Linked DNA regions of Homo sapiens: region 1 is linked to region 2. Evidence: chromatin loops called from intact Hi-C (ENCODE). Cell type or tissue: Calu3. All regions are shown on one strand. Each heading gives the region's core, and the rest is flanking DNA. Links, peaks and the distances in the headings are about the cores only. Region 1 holds the start of LOC105373161 (a long non-coding RNA gene). Region 2 overlaps GALNT2 (polypeptide N-acetylgalactosaminyltransferase 2).

Region 1 (16,032 bases), core at 5,900-10,899, 360 kb after region 2:
GCTCCCTGCAGCAACTGGGGATTTGAGGGAAGAAGAGTAGAGATTTCTAGAGTTTTCTGTGGCTTGCAGAAAGTGTGGCTGGTGGAGGGGAAGTAACAATTCTCTGGAAACCTTGAAACAGAGAATTTATGAAGTTGCTCATCAGACGGTGCTGCAGTTTAGTCTTGTAATTTATGGAAAGAGGTAGGACCAAGAATCAATTCCTTCTTTTCCCTCTCTTCCTTCCTTCCCTTCCCTTTCTTTCTTTCCTTCCTTCCTTCCTTCCTTACTTCCTCCCTCCCTCCCTCCCTCCTTCCTTCCTTTCTTCCTTCCTTCTTGTTTCTTTCTTTCTTTTCTTTCTCTTTCTTTCTTTTTCTTTCTTTCCTTCTTTCTTTCTTCTTCTTTTTCCTTCTCTCTCTCTCCTTCCCCCTTCCCTTCCCTCCCCTCCCCTGCCCTCCCTTCCCTCCCCTTCTCCTTCCTTCCTTCCCTTCTTTCTCTTTCTTTCTTTCTTTCTTTCTTTTTTTCCTTCTTTCTTTCTTTCTTTATTTCTTTTTCTTTCTTTTTCAGACAGTCTCACTCTGTCACCCAGGCTGGAGAGCAATGACATGATCATGCTCACTGCAGCCTCGAACTCCTGGGCTCAAGCAATCCTCCCACCTCAACCTCCCAAGTAGCTGGTACTAGAGACAAGCACCACCACATTTTGCTAATTTTTTGTTTTTGTAGAGACAAGGTCTCTCTATGTTCCCCAGGCTGATCTCAAAGTCCTGGCCTCAAGTGATCCCCCTGCCTTAGCCTCCCAAAGTATTGGGATTACAGGTGTGAGCCACTGTGCCATGGCTTTAAATTCAAATAATACCAAAAAGCTAATAATAAAAACCTCTGTCTCTCCCTTCCCTGCATCACTCCTGCAAGCTATTCTTGAGATCATAGAGCTTTTTCCCTTGTCTTTAACCTCTTTGTTTCTAAATAATAGGCTTACATTGCTAAATTCTAATTTGTCAATTTTAGACATTGTCTATTGACACCTACCATGAGAGCTGAGGATTTAGCAATCCTGCTCCATTCTTCTACCAGCATTCCCTACAGCTCTCCCTACATATTTATATAATGATTTTTATTCTCAATAAGCAGCATTTACATCCCTATGACTATGAAATATGATTCACTCATGAGCCAAAATGTCCATTATGATGACATCTGTCTTCTACAACAGTTTCTTTTCTTCCTAGAGTTAATATTTGCTTTGTTTTTTTATTTATTAGATTTTCTATGTTACAATGCTTACTTCCCCCACCCCAAATAATCCAAAATCAATCACATTTTTTATGTAATCAAATATAGCAGTTCCATTTTTTATTTCTGCTGGCAAATTACTTCCCAAAGACCTCCAACTCCAGTCTAGAGGCTGAATATTAATGCCTGAGCTGTCCCTCAGCCATTCCCTGTGTTGAATCATCTGTTACCTAGGTGCCATTTCATCTTCCCCTTCCTTGATTAATTTTCTTTTTTTGCTGAGGCATATCTGCCTAAGGAAAGTGCGTAAGAGGTGAAAAAAAAAAGTCTTCAGTTTTCTGAAAATGTCTTTCTCTTATACTTACTCTTGATTAAATAGTTTGCCTAAGGGTAGAATTCTGGTTGAAAGTCATTGTCCCTCAGAATATTGAAGACATTGTATTATTATCTTCTTTCAGTTTTGCTATTAAAAAGTTCAATGCTATTCCGAATTCAAATCCTTTTTCTCTCTCTCTCTCTCTGTCTCTCTCTCTCACACACACACACCTGCCATGCCCAGAAGTTTATAGAAATTTTCACTAACTGGGCATAGTGACATGTGCCTATAATCTCAGCTATTCAGGAGGCTGAGGCTGGAGATTGCTTGAGCCTAAGAGTTTGAGACCAGCCTGGCCAACACAGTGAGACCATATCTCAAGTAAGAAAAAGAAAGAGAAAGAGAGAGAGTCTTTACTACTGGTCAGATGAAATAATAATAATGTGACACTTTTCTAAAAATTCACTATTGCGACCACTCTGTGCCCCTTTCAATTTGAAGGCTTGTGATCCTCAACTCAACATTTCTTTCATATCCTGACTTTGATAATTTCTCTCCACCAACTTTTCTGTGCTCTCTTGCTGTAATTTTTCTTCATCAGACATTGAACTGACTCAGTGCAAGAGGACAGCTTCAAGTCCCTATGATTTCATCCCCAACCCCACCAATCAGCATTCCTTCCTCTCAACCCCCTGCCCACCAAATATCTTTTAAAAAGCCTAGCCTCTGAATTTTCAGGGAGGCTGATTCGAGTAATAATAAAATTCTGGTCTCCTGTTTAGTAGGTTCTGTGTGCATTAAACTCTTTCTCTCTTGCAATTCCTCTGTCTTGATGAATTGGCACTATTTGGGCAGTGGGCAAGAAGAACTCATTGGGTAGTTACAAGTTGAGGAGTTTCCAGCTGCAGTCTGTCTGGGCACTGACAATGGGAACCAGTTTGGCTTGTAGAAGGGTGGGTCCTGTGACATTTTTACATCTTTCTGAGAACACAGAATATGTGACCACTCCTTCACCAGTCATGGACACCTGGTTCTGTGTTAACTTTGAGCACCTCAGGTAGTCATAGGAAGTCCATTTTGTCTGTCAGCCAGGAGCATACTTTAACAAGCCAAAAAATGGTGGAAACAACTCAAATACTCCACTGATGAATGAATACATAAAATGTGGTATATTTATTCAGTGGAATTTTACTTGACAATAAAAAGGAATGAAGTGCTGATACATGCTACAACATACATGAACCTCAAAAACATTATGTACGTAAGTGAAAGAAGTCAGTTCAAAAGTCCACATATTGTATGATTCCATTTATATGAAATGTCCAGAAGAGACAAATTTATAAATCTATAGAGATAGGAAGTAGATTAGTGGTTGCCTTTGGGGCTTAGAAAACGACACCCCAAAAGTCGATGCTTTGACATGCTGAGAGACCATAGAGGCTGCCTCATAATCAAGCTGCCTCTAACCCTGTTTTGTTCTACCCCCACCCACCAAGTGCAGGGAGGGACTCTCTTTGGAATTTCCTTCTCTGACCAAGAAAGCTTCTTTCCAAAAGAAACATAATTGTCTTAAACCCCCTCCCTAGGGATCTCATCAAATAACCAGGAACTATCAACCATTGGAGAAGAGAAGAGACTGGGAGTTACCCCATGCCCAGACAAACTTTTCATCTATTCTTCTGAGGGTAACCCCAGGAGATTACCTGGGGGACTTTTTTTTGCATAATAAGACAACCTTTGTTCCTGTGCAGCTCCACATCTTTTCTTCCTATAAAGTCTGCCTCCAACATCGTGGGTCCATTCAATTCTCCCTAATGAAAGCATTGCCTACAGTCTCCATCTCCTCTCTTCCCCGTAAAGCTTCTGTGCCACACTGGGTTGGTGGGCAATCCCCCTGTGATCCACTACTCCCCTGCCCACATCCCAACCCCACCATACACGTTAATAAATGTGTGTACCTTTTCTCCTGTTATTCTGCCTTTTGTTAGAGAACCTTCAAAGGGTGAAGGGGAAGTTTTCTCTTATCCCCTACATTTCATAAGACTAGGAATGAGAGTTGAGATGGAGAATACGAAGTGACTGCAATTAGGCAGAATTTCTTCTTGAGGTGAAAAAATTGTTCTGAAGTTAGATTGTGGTGATGGTTGCACAACTCTGCAAATATACTCAAAACCATTAGATTGTACACTTTAAATGGGCAAATTGGCTGGGTACAGTGGCTCATGCCTGTAATCCCAGTACTTTGGGAGGTTGAGGAAGGAGGATCACTTGAGCCCAGCAGTTTGAGGCCAGCCTGGGCAACATAGGGAGATTCTATCTCTACAAAAATTTTAAAATTAGCCAGGCGTGGCGGCACACACCTATAGTCCCAGCTTCTGGGAAGGCTGAGACGGGAGGATCATTTGGGTTTGGGAGATTGAAGCTGCAGTGAGCCATGACTGCGCTACCAGAAGCCCAGGTGCCAGAGCAAAAACCCGTCTCAAAAAAAAGGGAGTTAGTTGTATGGTATGAAAATTATATCCCAATAAAGTTGTTTTTAAAAAGTAGTTTGCAAACTATAAAATAAAACACAAAAGTCAAATCTTTACTTATTATTAGTAAAACAGAATAAAAACATTAGGAATCATTTCAATTATTCTTAATAATTATTTATCATTCATTATTAATGATTAATTAATCATTATTTACATACAATTATTAATAATTATTATTTTACAATTATTTCTCAGCTGCTCTGAGAGGTTGCTGTTTAGAAACACAATTTCACAACAAAACCAGCTGCTCATTAGGAAGCTGCTTCAAACATTTTGGAGCTACCTAAACACGTAAACACTGTGATTGGGGTCAAGCTGATACTTTAGGATCACCTGTGTATGTAGTCCTCACACAAGGTCCTCTTGTTTGAACCAAATTTGATGTCTTCCATGGTCAAAGAAAACATTCTCTCGAATAGAACAGAGTTGCTTCACAACTCAGAAATCAAAGGCTCAACTTCCAATAAAAATGCTGTTCACAAAGCCACTTGACATTAAACTCTCAGCTCAATTTCCTGAAGAATCATCAGAGCCACAAGACGGAGAAAGTAATCACTCTTCTAGAGTCACTGCAATAATTGGCTAGAAACGTCTGCTGTTTTTAAATTGGCAAACATGAGCCCAAAAACATTCGGCAATTGAGTACCCACTTGCTGATTAGAATTTGATTATAAGCTTGAAGTGGGGTTGGGCAGAGGAAAGGAGAGGGCCCGGGTGTGGTGCCCTGAGGGGCCTCCTCCACTGCAACCTTATAGGAAATGCAGGTCAGCAAGACAAGAACATGGCCCCTTGCCTCATCCTTCTGATAACCACAGGTAACATCTGGTGCATATGCTTCCTGCAACACTGTGCGGTGTGTGTGTGTGTGTGTGTGTTGTGTGTGTGAAGTATTTATTTTACAAAAATGAAATAAGATTGTAAATACAGTTCTGTCACCTGTATTATTCACTTGGCAATATATTATGCAATCTATTAATATTTAAAATGAGTTTGGTAGTTGTCATGTATTCCATTGTATAATGTTACCTTAGGTTTACTCATCTCTTCTGGCTGGACATTTAAGATTTAAGTTTGGGTCATTTACTACAATAAACAAGTCTTCAGTGAAGCATTCTAATCTCTGTTCTGGATATATCTATGGCCTCTTCTGGCAGCTATTTTTACACTATAGGCTGAGGGGTACAAATTTTATAATTCTTAGCTGTGACAAAATTTTGTTCTGGAACCAGACATAGAAATATGAGCAGCTGATTGGTCAGGAATCTGGGCACGTGGTTTGAGAAATAGGCACCGGATAGCATTCTTTGAGAGCCAAGTATGTTTCAGATGTTTTCTAAGAGATAACATCCTAAATCCCCACATTACAGAAGAGGACACTGAGGCCAAGAGTACAGAGCAGAACTTATCTTGCTACCTCATAAAAAGAGGAAGAATGAAGTTGTGAGAGACTTGGGCAGGTGGGGATGGTTGAGGGGACTCAAGACCCAAGAACTAAGGGCCACAAGTGGCCGAGAAACATCCCCCATAGAAATGCCACCATATCCCACAGAGCACAGGCAGATTTCCTGAGGAGGTGGTGAATCCTAAGCGTCGGGCCCCTTCTGAGTGTGAAATAAAAATAAAATCTTGAGCCCTGCCAACAGAGCGAATGAACCCTGCTTGGCCAAGGATGCCCCAGAAAAAACTTGGAAAACTAAATTCCATGACAAGAAGGGAGGTCAGTGACACCTCAGTATACTTCCTTCCTTGTTAACTTATACTGGATTATTTCCTAAGAGTTAAACAGAAGCTAGCCCTGGAAAAACAAAAACAGAAGGTTTGCTCCATCGCTGACTTTAGCCAATCACCAGATGCCCCAGCCAGACTCCCGTCCCTTCTTGCAGCCTCGACATGGCAGCTCATCAGTTTCACAACACATTCTCCCTGATAAATAACCAGCGACCGTGGGCTGGTTCTGGCTGGTTTACAGAGGCTGCACACGAGATGCTTCTGTGTGCTTTGCTGCCCCTTTGATGTATAGAGCCTAACTTTAATGCATTTAAATGTTAAGTCTCCACCACAGAGTGATCATGGGGTATATGTAATATACATGTTTGCTTACCATGCATGTGTGCAACTTCCCCTCATGAATATGCATAGCTCCTCCTAAAACCTATTAAATATATATGTTTAGCCAACCCATTTGGCATAAATTCCTGTTCCATTCTTCCCTCCCTTAAAGTGCCTGCTTTCAGTCTCTGTTGGAGGTTCCACTTCTTAGCATGCAGAGTGGCCAGCCTGCAGGCCACAGTCCTGCTCTCCTCTCTAAATGTATGAATCTCACAATTTTTTTTTGACATGGAGTCTCGTTCTGTAACCCAGGCTGGAGTGCAGTGACGTGATCCTGGCTCACTGCAACCTCCATCTCCTGGGTTCAAGCGATTCTCCTGCCTCAACCTCCTGAGTCCCTGGGATTACAGGCATGCACCACCAAGCCCCACTAATTTTTGTATTTTCAGTAGAGACGAGGCTTCACCATGTTGGCCAGGCTGGTCTCAAACTCCTGACCTCAAGTGATTCACCCTCCTGGGCCTCCCAAAGTGCTGAGATTACAGGCATGAGCCACCACGCCCGGCCAAATCTCACAATTTTTTCAGTTGACACAAGGCTTCGGGATAAGCTCCTGCAATGTGTTTACATGGTTATATGCTTTGGTAAAATTTGCCAAAGTGAAATCACTTTTGTTCTTTTTCTTAAGGATGGCCCCATAAATGTATCTGCTTCATGCCCCACAAACCAGGGACTGATGATGCCAGAGGTCTGAGACAGAGCAAATGCAACTTTTCCCCTCCTCCCTCCAAGCACTTAGTTGGAGATATACAAAAAAGATTCCCAAGCTTGCTAAGTAAAGGAGTGAATGTGCAGAAAGCCAGATAAACTGAGGTGGCAGATGACACTTCATAGAGGAACTGGAGTCATATTCTTTACCCAATAGTGAGAGACCATGAGGCCCACAGGAGCTGGCAGGGCATGAAGAGGTCCTCTCAAAGAGGCAAGGTGTTCAAACCCTGCTCATCCACGTGGCAATCTTTGTACTTTAACAAAGGGCTAAAAACACCTTTGCAAAAATTATAGCAATGAGAAAATTATGACAGTGGAAGAGATCTGATCTAACCACCTCCATCTTGCCTGTAACCTCCAAACTGCACTGATCACTCCTGAGTGGACCAAACTAACTTAGGGAGAAACTTAGTTCATAGTTTAAACGATAATAGCCCTTTCCCAAAACTAAACCACATTAGTTAAACTAATGAAAGTCCACCAGGTTAGGAGAATGAGAGGGACCTGAATTCTGCTAAGATGTAGATGTAATTAAATGATAACAAGCCATAATTTTGGAGGTCACAAGATTTGCAACCTTCCTACTTCTGTAAATAACACCACTATTATGGAACCTAAGTTTGGCCTTTTGAGGTGTGTTTTCAGGCTTTTGCATTTCTGATGACCAGTGGCTCCACCTGGACCCGCAACTCTTGACTCAACCAGTCCTGTGGTCCCTACCCAGAAGTGGACTCAACACACAAGAACTGGTTTCCACACCCCTATGATTACCTCACCAACCAATCAGCAGCACCCATTCCCTAGCCCCCTGCAGGCCAAACTATCTTTGAAAACCCTTGCCTCCAAACATTCTGGAAGGATGATCTGAGTGATAATAAAACTCTGGTTTCCCATTTAGCCAGCTCTTTGTATATTAAACTCTTTCTCTGTTGCCACTCCCCTGTCTTGATAAATCAGCTTTATCTGGGCAGCTGGCAAGATGAACCCATTGGATGGTTACAGGGCTTTCACCAAACAATGCTGCTAACATTTATTTAGGTTCTGGCTTTTTATAGATTCTTTTTGTGATTCAGAACCAGATGTAAGGACAAATGACACATGCATTTAAAAAGAGCCCAAACTGCCACCACATCATATCTCCCAGAAGGACTGGGTCATTGTTCCTGCTTCTGAGTTCAATAACAAGTTATGACAGAGAAAAAGGTTGGGAGAGAAAAAAAAGTTATGTCACCAAAAGTCCAGCCTCCATGCTGTTGGGTGCTCGCAGGTAAAGTCAATTCAGGTGACCATCCCTGGGGGGGCTATTCTCCCTAGAGACACAGACATCTTGATAATATTCCTTAATTGGACATGACACAGTGGCTCTTTTAGCTTCCTGTAGCTGGAGGTTGTCATAGATTGTTTGAGAAAAGATTAAGCTGTGGTTAGGAAAGATTTCTGAGCCCAAATAAAAGTAATGATAATTGACCCTTTTGCAAACTTGGAGAGTTTATTTTTTAACCAAAAGTGCTTTCACTATATTTCAAGCCTGTTGGCTTCAATTGTAAAATTGCACCTACCTCTGACAATGACCCCTATTTCACCCCCATATTCCTGTTTGGCAAAGCAATATGGTTTAGTGTTCAAGAGCACTCTCCAAGCAAAGTTTTTCCCCTTACAGTTTTTGCAGCTTGCAGGCAGGTCTCAGTTGTAAGCACTTCTTGAATGTCACAGAGGCAAAGTGGCCCTGCCAGAAAAAAAAAAAAAAGTGTTTGTGAAAGGAGGAAGTCTGAGTCATCAGCTGCAGGTAGCTATTACCTATTGCAGCACAAGGATAATATCTTGGAGTCCAGGCAGACAAAACGAAGGCCTCATCCATCCTTGTCCTCTCATGGGACGTGGTGGCTGAACATAAGCCAGATAACTATGCACTGCATGAAGGCACAGCCTGGGAATGTCAGGGCCTTGGAGCTGAGCCACAGTCTACAGTAGGTTGTGCACCTGCTGTGGTCAGCAGAGGCAGGGCCATAGGGTCAGGCAGGCTGTGCATTGTAGCGATGGTGGTACTGAGAGGTGGCAGAGCAGGGTATCCCACCATGGGCCAAGAGAGGCATCTGGGATTCCAGGGTCAGGCAGAGCTGGTTGTTTATCCGGTGTGGTTGGCTTACAGCTGTTCTTACACATGAGGAAACTGAAGGTTCCAGAACTTGCTCCAGGTGACACAGCCAAGAAGTTGGCAGTCTAAGGGCTTCTACTATAATTGAGGCCACAAGGTAAATTTTCGTGAAGTGATGAGAGAACACTGAGGTCCACAAATGATGGGGCTAGGGGAAGGGAGAGCTGGGGCTGGAGCAGCCGTGGAAAGTTCCATCCACGAGAGTTTGAGTGAGCGGGAAAAACAGTGCCACAGATGCACCACAGCTGCAAGGGCACTGGCAGAATATGTTTGGTTTGATGTTTGGTGGCAAGAATAATAGACAGGAAGGAGAAGATTGTCAGCCTCTGTGTCTGAGTATGCTCAGGCTGCCATGACAAAGCACCACAGACCGAGAGGCTTAAACAGAAATGTATTTCCTCATGGTTCTGGAGGCTGGATGTCTGAGATCAAAATGTTGGCAGGGTTGGTTTCTCCTGAGGCCTCTCTCCTTGGCTGGCAGATGGCTGTCTTCTCCCTGTGTCCCCATGTGGTCTTCCTTCTGTGTGTGTCTGCGCCTTCATCTCCTCTTCTTATAAGGAGAGCAGTCCTTTGGATTAGGCCTCACCCTTACGACCTCATTTTAACTCAGTCACCTCTCTGAAGGCCTGTCTTCAAATACAGCCACATTCTGAGGTCCTGGGGGTTAGGATTTCAACATGTGAATTTAGGGAAGGGAGCAAGGGGGGACACACTTCAGCCCAAAACACTGACAGGGGACAAGTGAGCTCTGATAATGGCTGCCAAGTGCACAATTATGGCGGCCACCGTTGTGGTGGTTTCAAGGGCTGGAGCTCATCTCCTAATCCTTTCCTGCCAGGTTAGGAGGCATTTAAAGCTGTATCTTGTGTCCTGACCTCATGGGACTGTGTTGGGCAGCTTTGCAGAAGAAGCCTGGCCCTGGATGTAAACAACAGTGAGGTTTCATGTTCCAGCCCTTTCACACTCATCCCGACTCAGCCTTCACAGGCTCAGTTGGTGGCAGAGAAGTAACCTTGCCCTCAGTACACGGAGCATGGGCACTTCCAGCTGGACACACAGCAGACACTGTCTTCCATGAGAGCTGGTTTTCAAGGAGGTAGGAAGAAGTCCAGGCTTCCCGGGCCTCCAGCATGGTAGGTGTTTTCCCTCCAGTTTTCCCATTTGACCCCAAGCACAGCCCACAGTTAGAGATGACCCCTGTTTTTTTTTGTTTTTGTTTTGTTTTTTGTTGTTGTTGTTTGTTTTTTGTTTTTGTTTTTGTTTTTTTGAGACGGAGTCTTGCTCTTGTTTTTACAGATGGGCAAGCAAAGCTCAGTGAGGAAAATTAATGTCACAGAGCTTGCACATAACAGAGCAGAACTGTTCTGCTTTCTCTCTTTTAAAAAAAAAAAAATTTATTTCCATAGGTTATTGGGGGAACAGATGGTGTTTGGTTACCTGAGTAAGTTCTTTAGTGGTGATCTGTGAGATTTTGGTGCACCCATCACCAGAGCAGTGTACACTTTCATTAGCCCGACTATAACCCCATGTGTGCCCATTTGCCATGGAGTGAATGTTTTTGTCTACCCAAATTCCCATGCTGAATCCTAACCCCCAGTGTGATGGTGTTAGGAGCTGGCGCTGCTGAGGGTGATTAGGTCATGAGGGTAGAGCCTTCACGAATGGGGCTAGTGCCCTCATGAAGAAGCCTCAGAGAGCTCCTCCCCCTTCCACCATGTGGAGACTCAGCCAGAAGGTGCCACATATGAACCAGGAAGCAGGACCTCACCAGACACCAAATCTTCCTGTAACTTAATTTTAGACTTCCAAACTCTAGAACTGTAAGAAATAAATGTTTGTTGTTTATAAGCTACCCGGTCTATGGTATTTTGCATACAAACTAAAATGCCATTCTATTACAGCTACTTAGAGCAATTCCTCAAAAGATTTTATCGAATCTGACTTTTAGAATTTCCCCCTTCTCTTCCCCAAACACCAAGATCCACTCCCGCCCCCTGAGCTTCTCTCACCTTGCCTGCCATCCTGCACTTGACCTCGCCCCCCACCCCGTGCCCACTGTCCCTCCATCCACTCTGCCCCACCCCCCAACTCAACTCAGGCGCAGCCCCCTCATGAGGTTTCCCACACTCTGAGGGGTTTCCCCTCTTGTCCCGTGGCACCTGTTCCAGCTTCTTTGATGGCATTTATCACATTTTAATGAAACCTTTTGCTTATGACATCCTCACTACTAGACGGTTGTTTCTTAGGCTGACATGGAGTTTGGCTCCCTCTCAACCATCAGAGTATCAGCTCTCTAGCATCCAGCACATGGTCGGTGTTCACAGAGCTTCTAGAGTGAATGTTTGCACATAGGCTGCATGCCTTCCCAATTGTGGACCCCCTGCCTGATTTGACCCATAACCTTTCATGTCACCTGGCCTCGTATATGGTCTTGTAGAATTCCAAGCAATTCTCTCATAGCTCCATGCCCAGCCCACAACCCCAGACCTGCCATCTACCTTCTATCCCAGATGTGTCAGGCCATTCTTGTGTTGCTATAAAGGAATAACTGAGACTGGGTAATTTATAAAGAAAACAGGTGTAATTGGCTCATGGCTCTGCAGGCTGCACAAGCATGGTGCTGGCATCTGCCCAGCTTCTGAGGAGACTTCAGGGAGCTTTTACTCATGGCAGAAGGCAAAGTGGGAGCAGGCACATCACATGGCGAGAACAGGAGCAAGGGGCAGGGGGGGAGGTGCCACACCGTTTTAAACAACCAGATCTCACAAGAACTCACTCACTATGGCAAGGACAGCATCAAGCCAAGAGGGATCCACTGCCACAGCCCAAGGGCCTCCCAGCAGGTCCCACCTCCAGCAGTGGGGATTGCATTTCAACATGAGATTTGGAGGGGACACACATCCAAACCACATCATCAGGCTTGCCTTGATTTCACAGCCCCACTTCCCACTTTCGCCCTGTTCCTGCTGCCCCTCCAACTCCACCAGTCCAGAACTCATTGGATGGCTGGGAGAAACTGTGATTTCAGGTGTAGAAAGACGTCATGATTTGAGGCCTCCAAAGTAAACCTCCTTCCACAAGCTAAGCTCCAATAGCCACTGTATTAGAGAAACAATGAGGACTTTCCAGGTGGGCTTCCCTATCTGAGATGTCCAACAGAAAAATGCCGCACATCCAATACGTGATGCTGCGTAAGAATTCCATGGAAAGTGTTTATAATATAATGTTGTGATTAAAAAGTGGGTTACAATGAAGCATATGCAATATGATCCCATGTCCGTGCAGGCACACACACACATGTGTGCATGCCAGCACACACATACATACAATGATGGGAAAGCAACTACTAGAAAGTCTAATCACCATTACTTCTCAGTGTGGGATTTCTGTTCAGATTTAGCTTTTTAAAAACTTATCTGTGCTTCCTACATTTCCTACAGAAGACTGGTATTATTTTGCATTGAGTTGTAAAACAAACTTACTTTTTAAATCCCCAGATAAGATTATCTTAATGTATGCATTTTACAGATACTAAAATTTACTTACATGAGAAACTTGGTGTCACATTAGAACTTAAACAATCTGTCCAAACTCAATATTCCTATGACTCGACTTTAGATCTAGAAGGAGGAGGTGAAAGAAGTTAAAAGTTGACATGATTTGCATTGTTCTTCATCTGCTTTCTGATATTTCACTGGTTGCATAATGGAGAAGAGTAAAGGCGAGGTAAGTGTCTGGGCAGGTGCTGCGATAGACAATCTGGGGTGGCCCCTGCAGCTGGGGTTCGCACCGGCCCTGGGAGCCTCTTCATGGGCTCCAATGTCCAGCCATGTCGGCTCCTTGAAGTAACATTGGGCTTCCTCCCCCAGGAAAGAGAGCTGCACTGGCCTCAGCTTTCTAACTCTTCCAAGAGTCTACTCCTGGCCTTCTATCCTCCAGCCTCTTGGGGTAAGGACCTCTGCCCCGGCCAACAGCCCTCTGGCTGAGAGTATAGCAAAACAGCCTGGGCTCTGCCATGTTCTACAGTTTCCACTCAACCTGGGGGTGACAGATCCTGGCCACACTAGACTCAGCAAGCCAGCTGCCCCACAGCCATGCCCTCTCTCCTGCCATCCTTCTTTTCCAGCTCTCTTCTCCTCCACTCAAGCTGACCAACAAGCTCACTGCCTACACAAATGTCCAGCTGGCCATTCCAAGGCCTCCTGGGAGGTGGCCTTTAGCCCTGCACTTAGGAACAGGAGATGGTGCAAAGCACTGCCCTTTGGGACATGCTCATTGCTTTTACTAGGATCCCTTCAGACTTAGTTGCCCTGGGCTTGTATGCCCTTTAGGGAACACGCTGTCCTCTTCTCTTCTGACAGGAACCTCCAGCCTTGAGAAGTAACTCTGTTAAAGCCCCCTCATTTGGTTTCATGGGAAGAAGAGAATCACCTCTTAAACTGAGCACTGCACTTTCCACAGGGCACAGCCCCAGAGATCCTCTCCTGTCTGCTCTCCTCTTGGTCTTTTTCTTTGAGGTGGGGGGGTCCGTACTCTATTTTTTTTTAAATAATTTCAACTTTTATTTTAGATTGGGGGTTACGTGGGTATATTGTGTTATGCTAAGGTTTGGGGTATGACTGATCCGGTCACCCAGGTAGTTAGCATAGTTCCCAATAGGTAGTTTTGTAGCCCTTGCCTCCCTCCCACTCTCCCCTTTCTAGTAGTCCCTGGTGTCTACTGTTCCCGTCTTTATCACTACCCAGTGTTCAGCTCCCTTATGAGTAGAACATGCAGTCTTTGGTTTTCTGTTCCTGCACTAATTTACTTGGAAAAACAGCCTCCAGCTGCATCCATGTGCTGCAAAGGACATGATCGCATTCTTTTTCATGGCTGCATAGTATTCCACTGTGTATATGCAGCACATTTCCTTTATCCAGCCCACCTTTGATGGGTATGTAAGTCAATGCCCATATTGGTCTCTTCCTGTAGAAAGACAGGTGAGAAGTTGGCATGAGGGAGAGCCAGTGCTACTGCCCCTATTAAGCCCCGAGAGAGGTGCCCACCCAGGTTGTTGGCAGTCCCTGGCAGCTCTCTTGGGAATATGAGGCACTCTCAAGATTTGGCCCCTAGTTCCAGGACAAAAGGACACGGCCCAGCCCACAGTCTTGGGGAAATGGAGTGCTGCCTCTGGCAGGAAAGGCCAGGGAGGGACTGTGGGAAGACAACTGGGAGGAGGAAGTCCCTGAGTTCCCGCCCAGGGCAAGTGCAGGCAGCCATCTCCACAGAAAGGTTGGTGTCAGAGGGAAATGGAACACAAGGCTGTGGGTTTGTTTGTTTGTTTGTTTGTTTGTTTTGAGATGGAGTCTCGCTCTGTTGTCCAGGCTGGAGTGCAGTGGCGCAATCTTGGCTCACTGCAACCTCCACCTCCAGGGTTCAAGCGAGTCTCCTGCCTCAGCCTCCCGAGTAGCTGGGATTACAGGTGCCCACCACCACACCTGGCTAACTTTTGTATTTTTAGTAGAGATGGGGTTGGCCAGGCTGGTCTCGAGCTCCTGACCTCAAGTGATCCGCCTGCCTAGGCCTCCCAAATTGCTAGGATTACGGACATGGCCCACCGCGCCCGGCCCAAAGCCACGTTTTGTCTAGGGTCACACTGCAGGTGTCTCTCCGTGTCCCTCATCCTCTCTGTGTGTCTCGCCTACAGAAAGTGGCCCATCCACAGAGGCTCCATGGAGCGAGGGGAGGGTTGTCCTTCACGGATCAGGACAGGGCTGCTGAGGAAGCCGATTTCTGAGCCCAGGAACCCGCCCTCAACAGGAAAGGCAAATGGATGGTTTCAAAGCAGCAGCTCGAGCAGTCTGAGTTCTTGGCCCCTGCCCACCCCTCCAGCCCCACAGATAAGGGCAGCATCCAGAATGGCTGTAAATTGCTCTGAAAGTGCGAGGTGTGTATTAATAACCCTGCGGAGCTCTCTGGTGCTATATAAATGCTAAGTAGAACAGAAATTACTTTGGAGTGTTCTCGCACCTGAATGATCTCCCAGATATAACTGCTTTTGATCAGTCATCAACACAACTTTTAAAATAAAGCCGTCTCAGCCCTTTCAGTTCTGACCACAAGATGAAACATATCGAACCAAAGGTTAAACTCCAATTGATTAAGGTCTCTCTCCGGCTTTTTCCTCTTCTGGGTCCTCTTTATAGCAGTGAATCTAAGATTAGACACCAGGTTGCTTTTGTTGCTGTGGTTGCTGGTGCTGTTAGAACAGATATTCCCCTCCCCAGGTGAATAGACCAGAATTGGATTTTACATACATTATTTGAACTAAGGTGAACAAAATACATTTCTCACCCACTCAAGTTGCCCCTCATAATCTGAGGGACATGAAAGGTTTCAATCAGGTTTCCGGTGATCTTATTTTGATTAAATGTAAGAGTTTCATTTTCCCAGAGTTGCTTCAGGTTTTACTGTGTTTATATTGTAATTCTGTGTATTTAGAGATGGTTGTAGGCATGCATTTGACGTGGAGGGATTTCTATTTTCTTAGCCATCTTGATGTCTTGCCAAGCACTCCCACACACTTTTCATCTTTCTGTGGCCACAGGCAGAGCATGACAGGTGTCTGTATCAAACCCTCTAACCTCTAATCCTCCTAACACATCTCCCCCACCTTCATTTCCACCTTTAGGAATACTCCATCCTACATCTCATTCTCTGCATCTCATTCTCTGAGCCCTTCCTCTTATTCCGCTGTGGTTGTGTTTTGTTGCTGTTGTTGTTGTTTTAGAGACAGGGTCTTGCTCTGTTGCCCAGGCTGGAGTGTAGTGGCATGATCATAGCTCACTGCAGCCTTGAACTCCCGGCTCAAGCAATCCTCCCACCTCAGCATCCTGAGTAGCTAAGACTACAGGCGTGCAGGCGTGCGTGGAGTCACGCCTGACTCTACGAAGCCGTCTAACTCTGGGACTATGACTCCAAGGTATGCCTTATGTCTTGCTCTTCCTGCTCCT
Region 2 (16,032 bases), core at 5,047-10,046:
GGGGAAGGAGGGGGAGGGGAGGACAATGAAAAGGAGGAACCACCATGGTGACTGCTGCCTAACACAGTATTTACGAGGTGCCAAGCCCCACTCTGGACACTGCACATATGCTCATCTTCCTGCAATGCTATTACTATTCCAATTTTACAGGTGAGGAAGCCAAGGCACTGAACATTTAGTGTTCGTATGAGGCTGGATCCACACCCTGGGGAGCTCAGGGCTGGAGTTTATGGTCTCAGTCATTTAGCTGTACTGCCTCTAGATAAGATAGCTTCCTCCCTCCCTCAACTAAATAGCCAAAGTTCAATTAAGACATTGTACTAACCATTCATCTCAGAATATGTCTGGTCACTAGAAATAAATTCCTACAAAGATGGCTGACTAGGTTCACTGGCTGATGGAGCACCCACACTCAACCCACCACTGGTCTGTAGATGCTTGTCTTGTCCCACTCTCTTCTCTCCACCCCTACCGAAGGCCTTGGCCTGGTATTAAGAAAGTCAGCTCCTAGAGACACAGCAGGGGCCAGGCATCTTGGCCTGTGCTGTGCAAAGACACCCACAGACAAGCGTGGGGAACAACGGCCCAGAGGCACAGGCCCCGCGTAGAACAGGGCCCCCAGGAAGGCTGTACACGGAAGTGGTACCTCGGTGGAGACCTAAGGGAGGCAAGAAGGAACAATGGGGACTAGCGGTGGTGGGTGTACCAGACAGATGGAACAAGGGAAAGATCAAAAACAGGAGGGCACGGAAGCGGCAGGATAGTCTGAGACCTGTATTCTAGAAATATCACTATGGCTATAAGGTGGGGGCAGACTAGAGGGCACAAGAGAGCCCAGGAGGCCATTTCAGTAATGCAGCAATGGGAAGATGGCATGCTGGACCCAGTCCAGGTCCCGGAGGGACAGAGCGGAGACAGGTGCAGCTAGGAGGGGCTGGCAATGCAGCAGGAGGAGTGCGAAGGGGAAGAAGAATCAAAGACGGCCCCAGGTTTCTGACTGCAGCACTTCCTACACAGGTGTGATGTCCACCGAGAAGAAATGCAAGACAGTTGCTGGGGAGGGTAAGAAGCAGTGCTAGGAAATATAGAGGAGTTTGGTTTGGAAATGATGAAGCTACTGTGAGATACCAAGAGGAGGCATCTGCAAACAGATGGAGGCACAAATCTGGGGTTGTGAAAAGGCCCCGGGTAATTAAAGCTACTGGTGAGCAGGAGGGAGACCACTCAGGGAAGGTGAGGTGTCAGTGCAGGGGAGAGGAGAGGCCAATGCTGCAGGGACAAGTAGGAAAGGAGGAGACCCCGCATGACACGTGGGGAGCAGCACTGGCCTCGGAGCCAGAGCCTTGGGTTCCAGCCACGCCTCTGCCAATGGCAGTGGGTGTTGGAGTCTAACTTCTCTAAGATTAGGAGGCTGGGCTCAATGCCTCTTGCACAGCGGGTCCCTGCCTGCCCAGTGTTCTTGTGTAGGTGATACATTCAGTTAGCACTTGGGGGTCTTTTACATTTGCTACCTGCTTCGCCCATGTTTGATATCCAAAAAGATTTCAGGTTCTTTGAGGGTAAGGAAAGCTGTCATATTCCTTCTGTATCCTTATGGTACCAAGTGCGCTGGTGGCCTTACAATAGTTGCTCAATAATAAATGCAGCTGAAAAAAAAAAATCCTCGCCCTACTTACTCAGATTGATTGTACTGGCTTCGCCTACTCTGCAGTGGAAGTTTTTCGTTACAATCCCCCTCCCATACATTTACATACATTATAAGACTTATTTACACTAGCATCAGTGCCGCTCAAAAATGGAAATGTACTGAATGCAAATGTATGAAGAAGGCTCTTGCGCCCAGTAGCCACTGGTATCCTGGCTGTGCTACCAACAGATCTGTGTGTTTTCTCCCTTTTAAGGGGAAACTGATGCAGTGACAGACAGGTCCTCTTTTTAGTGACAAGTATAAACTACTGAGATTAGACAAGTCATGATGTGGTTTATGCTGGGTCAAAAGTTGCAGAGAATTCAAAGCCTGTGATCTTGTAAGCCCGCTTTGATTTCCCAGGATGCAGACCCATCTCTGCTTTGTTTCCACCACCCTCAAAGGAGGGATGTTGACAGTGAATGCAGAATGATTACCCCACAGACAGATGGTGCTTCAGGAAAGTGTAGACAAGGGAGGGCTCAGCAGCTCTGACCAAATACTGCATTCCATCAGGGAAGTTTAACCAGAGGTCTAGGATGCCCTGCCAACCAAATGAGAAACATGGGACAGGAGAACGCTGCTGCCCTGCCTGGCATCACCCCTTGGTCTAGAGTATTGGATGCATCCACACGCAGCCTCTGGAAAGACCTAGATGCCCTAAAGTACAGCGCTGTGGTCTTCGCTCCCTTTGTAAATGGCATCTGGGCCAGAGAAAGAGAACTCTAAGTCTTCTCCTACTTACTAACTTACCCCAGATGGTAGTGATTATTGTTATTAGACATTTTAATCTGGTTCAAAATTATGTATCCTAAAACCTCAAAATATGTATCTCCCAAATTGTTCTTACAAATGCACACAACAGAGGCACAAATGGAATTAAACCAGGGCCATGAGTGTAATCAGACGGGAATCCATGGCTGAGCGACGTCTACTTACCTGCCATAATCAGAGAGCACAGCAGCTCAAATTCATCCTATCTCTAAGTACATAAAATAGCAATGACATCTAAATACTATGACACTATTTTCAGAAGCAGTAAACCCAATAGGTGAGTTTATTAAATAGTTATGGAAACTAATTAAGTGTAAATATAGGTTTCGTTGTTAATAGAATATTCCCAGTATAATCTGTCTCTGATCCAAATAAGAAAAAAATAAGAAGTGTTCTTGGCTCAGTTGCCAAAGGCAAGTGGTCAGGGGAGTGGAGGAGGAAAGGCGCCGTGGGGATGAGGAGGTACAGTGGCTGGAAGATGAGCAAGCCCCTTAGGCACTATTGATCGAATCTATGCGTGCAGGGCACTGTGCAGTCCAACCATTCGTTTCCCAGAGGATTGGCAAAAAGGATCCAGAAGGGCTACCTGACTTATCAACTGCTGCAAAACTCAGTAGCTTAAAACAATAAATGTTTATTACCTCACACAGTGTCTGAGGGTCAGGAATCTGAATGGTTCTGGCCCACGATTTCTAATGGGGCTGCAAAGATTTCGGCCAGGGCTGCTGTTCTCTGAAGGTTTGCCTAGGGCTGGGGTCTGCTTCCAAGATGGGTAACTCACGTGGCCAGGAGGCCCCAGTTCCTCACTGGGGCCCATCCAGTAGGGCTGCTTAAGTGTCCTCCCAAGAGGCGGCTGGCTTCCCCAGTGAATATGAGGAAGAGGGCACATACAAGAGCAAGGGAAACACGGTGATGCCTTTTATGGCCTAGTCTTGGAAATCACTCACTGTTGCCCTGTCACAGTCTGTTCATAAGAAATAATGAACCATGTCACCATGTCCAGCTCACGTGAAATCGGGTTTGGTGGAGCTGAGACTAGCCTCCAGTTTTGAGAGGAGGATAATAAAAAAAATTGGTTAATATTTAGAATATTCTAAAACCACTACATTTATCAATGCCATAAGGCTTGCTAGTGGCAGAGACTGCTGCACCCAGCCAGTCATTTGTGTGGGACAGGGGTGGGGGGCAGGGGCTGTGAGGTGTTGGAAGCCCAAGAATTGAGTCACAAAAGCAGCAAAAATGTGGCTTCATCTCACGCTGATGTCTTACCCATGTCCAATATAAATACAATTACCACCTCTGGTAACATTTTTGAATTATGAAACACCACTAAAATAAACATGCTTACATACATAAAACTAGATAATAACAAAGAATAAATGTTATGTATATTGCTAAATCATCCAAAGCTGCTTCCATATAATTTAAATGGCGAACATCATATTTGTTAACGGAGACATAAAAATATTACTGCGGGAGAAAACAGAAAATAAATGGGCTGTTTTTAATCTCTGCTTGCTGAAATATATGTTGTCACTGTTAAATTATTTCAGCTGACTAGAACATATGGTCAGAGGCAGATTAAATTACCGAAAATACCATCTGAATGACTACTTGATTCCCTTCTAATCAGTTGTCTAGTTTTCACTGTTATTTGATGACTTTTCAGTAATTACCACTACAGCCAATCCACACAGCAACCCTCAAGTTTTGGGGAAAAAAACAGGTTGCCAGAAATTTTTAAATGATGTAATAATTTATATTTCACAGCCCATTTCTCAAAAGGTAAGACTAAGCTAAGCTGCAAAGCTAAGACATTACAAACTAACTAAAATACTGTTCACTCGAAAGCAAATTTTTACAGAGTAGACTTAGTTTCCCGCTAAAGACCAAGACCTCCCCTGATCAAGCATTTTCCCTATAAAGTGACCCATGGGAGAAGCAGAAGGACTTATTTCTAATTCTTCAAGGTTGGCGTTCCACCAGGGTAGTGTAGAGGAATAATCTTCAGGTCTTCTCACAAGAAGGCAAAAAAACTTACTTTCCAAATAGGCTGTGTGACCTATTAATAAACTCACAAATTTAATTTTAACTCACTGGGAAAGGGTCCTGAAAAAAGAACACCAGAGTTAACTAGGTGATTTCATCTGGATAGCTGTCTCCTCCAAATCTGATGTTGAAATGTGATCCCCAATGTTGGAGGTGAGGCCTGGTGGGGGTGTTTGCGTCATGGGGGTGGATCCCTCATGCATGGCTTTGTGCTCTCCCCATGGTAAAGGAAAGAGTTCACACAGATTTGATTGTTTAAAAGAACCTGGCACCTCCTCCCCTCTCTCTCTTGCTCACTCTCTTGCCATGTGACACACCTGCTCCCCTTCACCTTCTACCATGATGAAAAGTTTCCTGAAGTCCTCACCAGAAGCAGATTCTGTTGCCATGTTTCTTGTACAGCCTACAGAACCGTGAGCCAAATAAACCTTTTTTCTTTCTAAATTACCCAGTCTCAGGTATTCCTTTATAGCAATGTAAAACAAACCAATATACTAGGCTAGTAAGATCACTCTGAACCATGGCAAAAGTTCTCTTAAAACCAGAAGCCTGTACTGTGTAAAACACTGGTATCTATGCATTTATAAAAGAGATCAGTTTTTGCTTCTTAATAAAAATCCCCATTGAAAGCAAGAACAGTTTGGTTTACAAGAAAGAGTGGTATCTTTCCTCCTACTCATCATTAGAATAGAAAGGGAACGTAATATACCCTAGAGACCAGAGACAGGCTTCATTCAGTCTCTCAAATATTTCTGAAGCATGTTTTGTGCCCCATGTAGCAGAAGTAGCCATGGGCCCTCCTAGTTTCATCACCTAGGGAGAACAGGTAAAATATAGGTAGAGAAGTAAGATCAGCCTACTGCAAGCTTTGAAAGCTCCAGCCCAACAGCTCCCAAAACCTCTACTTAGGCAAGAATCAAAAGATATGAAAGGTTTAAGAATGAAGACCTGGGTAGAGTACAGAGTGAGGAACAAGACAGAAAGGCCAAGTTTTGGATTTCCCAAGGCCTGTTCCTGCCCTGGCCAATATAATTACAACTTTAGGGAATGGGACCCAGCCTTGGGGGTTTTTCTAGAAGCTCCCAGGCAGTTCTCAGTGTTCAGAACCACTGGCTTCATCCATGCATTTCCAGTTTCACTTTCACTGCTCCAACTTAGTTTATGAAACTCAATGCTGCGAAAATGAGAGGAGGGCAAATTTCTATTTTGGATTCAAAGTCACAAACTGCTTTATACATACTCCACTTGCTCACAAATAAAAAATATGTTATGATAAAGGTCAGCACTTCACTTATTTTACTGTGTAACCTCAGAGAAAAACACACTGGTGGGGAATAACGTGGGGCTGCTCAACATTTGAGAACTGTAACAATGACTTGTGCTGAAGTCGTGAACTACAATCGCATAATTATTAATTCTCAACCATTTAACTTCTCTAACAGGCAGAAAGCCTGGTGAATCATCCTGCACATTGATTCCACGCACAGTCGGTCAATTGTCTTCATTTAACAAAAATCCTCCTATTTAAATCCCTATAGCTACGCACAGATGAAATGGCCATCGGTGACCCAGCCAGTTGAGTCTAGAACCTCTGGGCATAGAAAATGCAACTAGGAATAGTTTGCAAATGCACTGGCATATCCAGTAAATCCTGGTCTATCTCTATGACCTTAGGCAACTCAGGCTGCTTCTCTGAGCCTCAGTTTCCCAAGATATAACATGAAAATGTAAGAACCACTCTATCCCATCCCCTTTGAACTATAAGGCATGACACAAGTTAGACATTAAGTCCCATCATTAAGAACATTAAACTTGCCTTCTTCCAATCTGGGGGTCCAGCCTTTACTCCTCTTCCAGTTACTATTCAGGGGTACTAAACTTCCCTTTCTCTCCATAATTAACTCATTCAACAACTTGTTTACAAATTTATGCATATTTTACTTCTGTGGTCTTCCTCTCCCAAACCCATAACTCTCATCTAATCATGAGAAAAAACATCAAACAAACCCCAGACGAGGAATATTCTAAAAAATCCCTGACCAAGCCTCCTCAAAACCGTCAAGGTCATAACAAAAAAGGAAAGTCTAAAAAAATGTCACAGTAAGAAGACATAATCACTAACTGGAATGTGGTATTCTGGATAACATATTAAAACAGAAAAAGAACACAAGGGGATGTTGTAAAAAATCTGAATAAAGAGAGAACTTTAGTTAATAACATATCAATACTGGTTCTTTACAATAAATGAATCATACTGATGTAAGATTTTAATAACAGGGAAACTTGGTATGATATATATAGGAACTTTCTGCACAATGTTCCCCATGTTTCTGTAAGTCTAAAACTGTTCTAGAAAAAAATAAAATTGTAAAAAATTACAAAAATGTGCGCATAATCCTATTTACCTAAAGGGAAAGCAACTACACTGAAAACTCCTGGGCCAACATCCGTCAATCATGTATTTCCTGGGTGCCTGTTCATTTTTAATGGAAATTTTAAGCCCTCTTGCCTCCCTCTTCGTTCAAGAAAACTCAGGTACAAATCTCTTGATAAATGCTCGAAAGCCAATCTTCCAATGAGAATAATCAGCTCAGCTCCGGGGACAGGAGGGGCAAGGCCTCAGAGGAATCTATTCCACGCCACCATCCTCTCTTCAAGAGCTGCCAGACCATCCTAAACGTTTTAGCCCAGAGAAAGCGAGCACAAGGGATGCCACTCGCATGCAGCTTTTCCTCATTCCTAGGTCTAAGTAAGAGTTTATGAAGCAGGTCAGCTCTTAGCTCCTGGTGATAACTTCCCATTCCTGAAGGCAAGAACAGCAGGTCCTTTAAGAGATGATATATAATTCTAGCCCTAAGTTAGCTGAGCGCCCGACACTTTAAGGAGTCTTTTATGGCTCCATTTTCTAACACTTGCTCCGAGTCCACCGCCTCCCCAGTCAGGGGGTGGCACACAAAGCCCTCTCTCAACTGCAGCTCACTTCTTGTTCTGGGTTTCCCAACCACAGCTGAAGCAGGTTCTTTTACTTTAGAAAAATGAAGAATTTCTGCACACTGGACTAGAAAATGTCTCTTTACAAAAAAAAGGGGGGGGTATTTTAGAAAATTATTTCCCATGTGATTTATGTAAAAATCAATTGCATTTTAAAAATTTAAAAATAATCATTGCCAATAGGTAAGAAAAAAAGGTGGGAGGAGAGAGGTGAAGCCCTCAGGCAGCACTTGGTGATGAGCGGGGCCCAAGGGCCACAGTGGAGCAGCCGCAGGGAGGCCAGCAGGAGGCAGCCTCGTCAGCCGGCCAGGCTGCAGCCCTGCACATTTCACACCCGTGCTGCTCCACCGCCCCTTCCTCCCATCACCACGGCGCTCCTCCACGCTCGGCAGTTCCCTGACCTCCATGTCAATATCCCCGCAAGGCTGCTTTCCTCCCCACTTCACCTCAGCCCACAAGCAGGTCTCACAGAACTAAAGTGCAATGCTCCTTGTCACCAGTAGGTGCCACCATCTCCCATGACCACCTGGTTAAATCCTTCCCATGAGGGCCTAACTTCCATACAACTGGTTCCTTCCTAGGCCTGCTCTGTAACCACTGAGTCAGAACTGGCTCCATGCTGGGAGTGGTGGCTCACGACTGTAATCCTAGCACTTTGGGAGGCCAAGGTGGGAGGACAACTTGAGCCCAGGAGCTCAAGACCAGCCTGGGCAACGTGGTGAGACCCTGCTTCTACAAAAAATTTTAAAAATTAGCCAGGTGTGGGGATGCACAGCTGTAGTCCCAGCTACTTGGGAGGCTGAGGCAGGAGAATCACCTGAGCCCAGGAGTTTGAGGCTGCAGTGAGCCAGGATCGCATCATCGCACTCCAGCCTGGGCAACAGAGTAAGAGACCCTCTGTCACCCCCCACCACCAAAAAAATAAAACACTTGACTCTGTTTTGAAGAGCATCTCCAAGAAAAAAAAAAAAGAGTCTCAGAATGATATGCAAAGAGCCCCAAGAGGGCTGAGGGTTACAAACGAAATGGAAAATTTGTAATTAAGCTTCTCCCCTGACTTATCTCATCACAAATCATTACAGAGTTGGAAATTCTTGGCAGTACAGCCCAGGTACAGCCAACCCAAGTGTGAGTGAGAGGGACTAATGTTTATTCAACATCCACCCCAGGCCTAGCACTAGCATGTTCTCTCTTTTACTCCTCATGACTCCCCCACTACAGCAATTCTCCCCCATTCTGAGGTTCTCTGTACAGCAATTACCCCTTATCTTCAAAGGGAGAAACCTCAAACTTCAGTTGACTTCTCTTTGGGTACCATTAGAATTAGATCTGGATTTTGGGAAAAGGGAAGAAAGCAAGGAAGTTGGGGGAAAGGAGAGGCTTTCCCAAGCTGCCCTGGGAGACAGCAGATGGCAGAGACCAGCACATCACACCCACTGGTCACAGCAAGAAGGCAGAGACAAGACATGTCCGCGTGCTCACTGAATCCCCGGAGTCCACTGTCCTGCTGCCATCTCTCCATGGCAAGGCCAAGGCTGTGCAGCCTCAGGACTGATAAAGCAGGCATTTGAAAAAGGCCTGACAAATCCTTTCAAAGTTGGTAAAATGATATGACCCACGTGGGATATTTAGAAAGATGGTGAAAGTAGCTAGAGATGAGAAACACCGTGTGAGGCACACCATGCAAAATGTGTGCTATCTGCACCCAAGAAAAAGAAACTCATGAGTGACGCTGCGGGGAGGAGTGCCTGAAAAAGTTCCTAACAAACAAGAAATACATAGGGACTGTATGTTTCTTTTTATTCATTTAAAATGTACATTTTCTCATTAACATTTTCTTTGCTCAAGGTTCAGCAGCTATTAGCTGTGTGACTATTACCCCAAAACCCTATAAGGATTGTCTTAATCTATTTTTTTCAAAAGGTCTTTTTTTTTTATTAATTACAAATTGTTCTTTCACAAAGGATTTGTGCAGAGGACACTGTCATGGCTTATTAGACCACTTTAAAGACAGGTAAACACAGGGGTTAAGGCGGTTCATACAGTCCCATCAAAGCCCAGACTCCATGTCAACCTGATCCAAAACAGTGGTCTTTCCACAGTTGCAAGCTCTTTTCTTAAAAGGTTATTTCAATCAGATCACAGTAGCTGAGTGGAGCACATTCACATCATGCCTAATATGAGTGACCTACAGCAGGACTCCATACAGAAACCTCCAGCCCTGTGGGGCATCTATCAGCCCTCTCCAGGGGCTCTGGCTACTCCGAGGGCCTCCCTCCCTCTCGAGTGCTGCCCTGGGACAGGTTGACCAGTGCCACCCAGGGACAAGCTGTGAGATCCCCTACCTCTGGCGCCACTTATTTGTAAGTCCATTCTCTGCCTTCAACAGCTGGGACATTCTCCATACTATCTCAATACTTGGCATCACAACCAGGCTGCAGATGTCTCACTACCTTATTTTAAAAGCAAAAGGACACAGTGTAAATTAAACCTTATCGGAAAGCAACTTGGCTTGGCATCCAACATCAAGAACTAGAAAGCGACTGAAAATCTTTAAGCCAAGAAATCTCACTTCTGTAAATTTATCCCAGTGAACTAACCTAAAATAAGGAATAAATCTTATGCACAAATACTGCAGCATTATTTATAAGAGAAAAAACAGAAGAAACTTAGAACATTCACCAATACAACGTTAATTTCTGTTAACAGCCCCTTCAAAGAATACTATGCGCCCATTAAAATTATAAAGATCACAGAGCCACATGCAAAATGCTTACGTTAAATGAAAAAGCAGGAGACAAAGTTTTATGTACACAATGAAACAACTATATAAAAATCTGTATCCATATGGATTAGCCTGGAATGAAAGGCACTGGAATAAAAATGATTGTGTTAAGAGTGGAGAATGATGAGTGTTGGCTCTCCTTCTCAGACTTTCACATGTTCTTTAATTATCTTCATGAATTGTTGAATAGTTTTAAAAATTTAGCCCAGATATGTTAAAGTTGGAACTTCGACCTTATGCAGTATTTCACATCATTAAGGGATCTTATCTGGCCAGTGGTTCCAAATGCTGCCCAAAGCCACTACAGGAACCTATGGGGCAGGGGACACAAAAGCTGTTTCTAGAAACAGGTGTGAGCTGACCTCTGCTTTTAAGGTTTGGGGTCCAGGCACTACTGTAGAATCTCAGGTAGCCTCCCTTCTCCCTTGGAATTAGAAAGAGGGCTGAGAGGCCAGGCGTGCTGGCTCACACCTGTAATCCCAGCACTTTGGTAGGCCTAGGCAGGTGGATCACAAGGTCAGGAGATCGAGACCATCCTGGCTAGCATGGTGAAACCTCTCTACTAAAACTACAAAAAATTAGCCAGGCGTGGTGGCGGGCGCCTGTAGTCCCAGCTACTCAGGAGGCTGAGGGAGAAGAATCGCTTGAACCTGGGAGGCAGAGGTTACAGTGAGCCGAGATCGCACCACTGGACTCCAGCCTGGGCGACAGAGTGACTCCGTCTAAAAAAAAAAAAAAGAAAAAGGGCCCAGAGACCGTGCTGTCCTGGGCAAGAAAGAGATCACATGATCGGATGCAGTCCGCCAAGCCTGCTGAGAGGCTCATCTCCTCTATGTACATCACTTTCCCTACTGAATCTTTGCTTTCTCCAAGAAACGGGTCAAACACCAAAGTGATCTTGTGCGCTTATCACCGCTGTTAGCAGTAAATGTGTACAGGGAACTCGGGTGCTGACAGTGCATGTACGGGCAATCACACACACAAGGAGAGAAAGCAAAGCACCGGCCTCTACTGGGTACTTCCCCATGGGCCCGACGGCCCTTCTGCCCCCAACCCAGAACATGGAAATAACAGCAACAGTGATGCCACCCTCACAGAACTGGCATTTACCAGGGATTTTCCAAGTGCCAGGCATTGTAGAGGAGCTACACGTGTGCGATTGCAGTTACGTATGTGTTCTTCACAGTATCTTTGAGGTATGGTATTTAATACCCCTTTTATTAAAAAAAAGATGACAAAACTGAGACCCTCCCAAAAAAAACAAAGTCAAGAGCACACAGCTAACAGGCAGTGTATCCAGTGTCACATCAGGCTGTGACTGGCCCAGAGTCCAGGCTCCATCCACCACCCCCGGCCAGTTCTGGGACAGACAGACTGACCCCGTGTCCATGTGGTTGGGAAAGCTAAATCCAATAAGCTCACTGACACCAAGTGACTGGCACAGGCCTGGCCCACAGCAGCCAAGACAGTCAGTGGGGACTGTCCCTCTTTCCTCTTAGCTTCCCTGGTCCAACTTCAGAAAACAGTAATTTTACCAAGATCTACTTTTAAAGGTTGCTTCTCCTTTCCACACACTTCGTCTCATTTGATCCTGATGGGAAAGCTGAAAAGACAGTGAGCTGCTGTGAGCAGCTCGGGCTTCGAAGGCAAATTCAAATTCCTGCTCTGGAGCTCGTAGCAATAGGAACCATGTTTTCTATCCACTGTGATGTGGAGGAATTAAATAAAAGGACATACATGATGATGCTAGCAGTGTCTGACACACAGAAGGCTCTCAACAAAAACTGAGCCCAGAGCCACACAACCGCCTGAGAAGTTACACCACACCTCCCTCATACAGCTGGAAACGCTAAAGCATGAGAGATCGCCGGAGTGACCTCATCCCATGCTCTCTGATGAGCAACAGCACTGGGAACAGTCACTGCTCATCTTTCCACTGCACCTCAGCCCCACGGAGTCCATGGAATTCAGGAGTGGCCAGTGGCCCACAAGATGTGCGCACTCCATGGAACTTGTTCCAAGTGGGGCCTGGATCTCACCTCACTGCACATGAAGGTTGGGGGATTTAACAATTCCTTTGACAAAAGTTTGTTGTTGTTGTTGTTGTTGTTGTTTTAATGCGGAGTTTCAAAGAACATGTTTAGCTGATTCTTATCTTTCTGTAAGCCAAAGATTCACGTGTCCACTGACTTAGAAATGCAGGGGTCAAGGAGAACTTTCCCCATCACCCTCTGAAGGTTCACTGAAAACTCAACTCGAAAAAGTCAGATTAATTAGAGAAAAGGCATACACATTGATTTAATGTGTACACACAGGAGCCATCAGAATGAAGACCCAAAGTTACAGGGGAAATTGTCCATTCTCATGCTTAAGTTCAACACAGTATGGACAGTCATGTGGAAATGTGACTGGACAAAAATGGTAGGTTCCAATGCCAACAGACCGAGTGGGGAAGCCCAGCAAGGCCTGTCCATCTAGATTCTTCTCAGCCTCTCTGAGCAGCATTCCTTCATTCTGGGTTGGGGCAAGACCCTCTCTGGAATGGAGTGGAGGGGTGGGTCTTATGACCTACAGTCAAACAGTTAAGTCACATACTGTTTTTATAAACAGTATTTACATAGCAAGGCAGAGGGAAAGTTAGAGCTGCATTTTCAGGGTTGATGGCTGGCTTTGGGGAAAGCAAGTTCTGGTTCCTAGGACCTGTTTTAGGGAAGAGGGATTCTAGCTTCTATGGAGGGAATCTAGCTTCTAAGGGCAGCCTTGGGGAGAAGGAGACTGGCAGCTGGAGGGCAGGAGAAAGTGAAAAACTTTTGCTTCTGAGGCCTTCATTTTGGGATATTGTTTTCTGAACCCTAAGGGAAACTAGAAAGAACTATATTTAGAATTCTAAAACTTTATAAATTATTCATCCATCTTAGTAGCATCACCCGGAATGCTAAATTCTCAGAGGATGAGAAAGAGTGTATGGAAAATGTGTGGAATATGGTAGGTGATCAGATACAGGAGCTTCATCCTAACACCCTGAAGAACCCGGCATGTGTTGGACCAGATGAATTAAGTGCTGGGAGACTTAAAGGAAGGCTGGTTAGTCTTCAGTGCTTGTGAAAATCTGCAAAGATCACTTGAGTCAAATCTATAAGAATGTGGAAACTCATTCACGTCTATACAAGCTTGTTCAACAGTACTATAATCCTGAATCTTACCAGCAAAACCAATGAACTGGAAGCGCCAAGATTTTTTTTTTAATTTTTACAGAATTTTGCTGGTTAGTCTTACTTTAATAATACCCCATATTATTCCAAAAAGGATTGGGTAGCTTAAAACAAAAGATCTAAATAGAAACACAAAAGAAATGGAACATGGTGGTTGCAGAAATGACCAAGTAAAGATGCTGTGGTCAAGTTGAATTTTTAAACTCTGAACTTCCCAGAGACAGAAGTAAAATAAGTAATAGAAACAAGAATTAAGGTGTAATGAGATCAGTTATGGCCCAGAGACTTCATGTATAGTCTCAATTAACTTCACAACAATCTCAGGAAGGCAAGTATCATCATATCCATTTCACAGATGAAGAAATGGATGTGAGTCACCCGCCAAAGGCACAATGGTCAGAGAGCAAGTCAGAATCTCAATTCAGGCTGGACTTTGAAGCCTGTGCTCCAACCAACCATATGCTCACCATCCAAATAAAGTCATGAGTATCTTAAGAGAGACTGAAATTCAGCTGCTAGATTCCAAAATGTGCCATGAAAAGAATGGATTTTGGGGACTGGACTGCAGTGGATTGGAAGTGGCCATATTTCTTTGCCACGTCTGCACAGACAGCTGGAGTCGGCCTCTGGACTAGGCCATGTGATTTGCTTTGGCCAATTGGATGCCAGCAACCACGAGGCAAGGAGGGGCTTAATACACACCTGCACATTGGACATGCCCTCTTAGAATGCTGCCCTGAGACCACCATGGTGTAAGGAAGCTGGTCTATGCTACTGGGGCATGTGGAGAGTTGAGGAGCCCCAGACAATAGCTAGCAAATACTATAGGACACGTGAGGCCACCTTGGACCAGCCAGCCAACGCTGCTATCACTTGACCACAAGGCACACGTGAGCCCTGGGGAAGTTAGCAAAAGGACCGCCCAGACAGTCACAGGACTGTAAGAAATAATACATCATTCCTGGGTTAGGCCATTCCACTTGGGACAGTTTGCTAGGGATCAAAGGTAACTGAGACATGAATGCAGAGTGAAATAATACAGGAAATCCTCAACAACAACTTCACAATAGATAGGAAGTAGACTGTATATGGCTGTTGCCCATAAAAACACTGGAGACACAACATGAAAGGGCAGTTCAGTCAACAGGACTCTGTATGGAGCAAAATCTAGTACTATCCACAGTTTGTACCAAAAAAAACCCTATTTGGGGTATTATATCCCCTTCTGTAACACAGAAAAAGGGTCTAAGAGAGCCTGCGCATCCACAGGGCTTTTTAAAACAGCTTTTGAGCTTTAAGAGCCATCTCTGATAGAACCAACTTATTCATCTGAAAGTTTCGTGTTTTTTTTTTTAGATGGAGTCTCACTCAGTCACCCAGGCTGGAGTGCAGTGGGACCATGTTGGCTCACCGCAACCTCCATCTCCTGGGTTTAAGCAATTCTCCTGCCTCAGCTTCCTGAGTAGCTGGGATTACAGGCGCCCACTACCACGACCGGCTAATTTTTTTATATTTTTAGTAGAGACGGGGTTTCACCATGTTGGCCAGGGTGGTCTCAAACTCCTGACCTCAGGTGATCCACCTGCCTTGGCCTCCCACATCTGAAAGTTCTTTTGAGTCTTCTGCTAGGAAGAAGAGATGCAGAGATCATTGTATACAGGGAGGCCCTGGCCCTCAGAGATCAGAGGTGAGTGCAAGGCATGGTGTGTGATCCTGGCCACGTCCAACGCCCTTCCTAAGGCTCACTCTCGCCTACAGAATGGGGATAGTGGTCAACAGTCAGCACAAAGGATTTCTGTAGACACCTGGTACAATGCCTGGCCCATCCTACATGTTTGATAACATCAGGGATTGTTATTAGCACTAGTGGAAAATCTTGATACTAACAGTAGAATCATTTCACTATGACAGAGACAATGGGTTGGAGAAGCACTTCATGGAAGGGAGTGAGGAAGGACTATGAGATGATGGTGGTCATCCTGGAGAAGGATAATCGTCTGATCAGTGAGCAGAAACTAAGGACATTGGCCTAGGAGTGGGGAGGAGGGAAGCACCTGGGTGGTGCGGCTGCTGGATTCAGACGACACCCCACAGAGAGGACTCCCCACTCCCCTTGGCAACTCTTGGCAGTCCCAGAAGGCACAGCAGCTGACTCCTCCAGAGTAGGAACAAAGCTCTAGCAAACAGGGATCCAGCCAAAGGCCAGCCAAGCTGGCACTTCCAACAGGTCCACAATGAAACAGCGATTCAAGGAAGAGGAGGGTCATTGCACCCAAAGCCAGCCAGCCTGCAGGTGGGGGGAGGTAGACAAGGTATCTTCTCCCTCAAGCTGACCGACAGGCACTTGGCCTGCATGAGACATGCAGTCTATCACCTTCACCACGTACAGCCTGCCCAGTGGGAACCACAACGGCTCGGGGTGATCTGGCACCCTCAGGTCACTGCACACTTCACGGTTTCCCCCTACCCCATGTAGGCTCAGTGTGGACCTCATGGCCCAAACTTAGAGCAAAGTGACCGTCCCCTCCCCTCTG

The links. Hi-C counts contacts between places; a loop is a spot of excess contacts. Peaks named below come from ENCODE experiments on the same cell type or tissue, not always from the same donor. Only the 100,000 strongest peaks of a DNase experiment are listed, where the experiment ranks them.
Region 1: it touches region 2 in a loop (4-fold over the local background); 1 of 110 quality-filtered maps calls a loop at or near these places.

What each region holds. Positions count from the first base shown.
Region 1 is chr1:229,796,645-229,812,676 of GRCh38, reverse strand. It overlaps LOC105373161 (a long non-coding RNA gene), which reads left to right and starts at 4,829. Exons shown (of 4, transcript XR_949247.1): 1 at 4,829-4,880. In Calu3, for the core only: no CTCF peak of the experiment used is centred there; a DNase peak (open chromatin) is centred at 8,636.
Region 2 is chr1:230,159,533-230,175,564 of GRCh38, reverse strand. All of the region lies in intron 1 of GALNT2 (polypeptide N-acetylgalactosaminyltransferase 2), which reads right to left. Among named protein-coding and RNA genes, the nearest start is that of GALNT2, 100 kb to the right of the region's middle. In Calu3, for the core only: CTCF peaks have their summits at 7,792 (motif pointing right) and 7,993 (motif pointing right); DNase peaks (open chromatin) are centred at 5,994 and 8,014.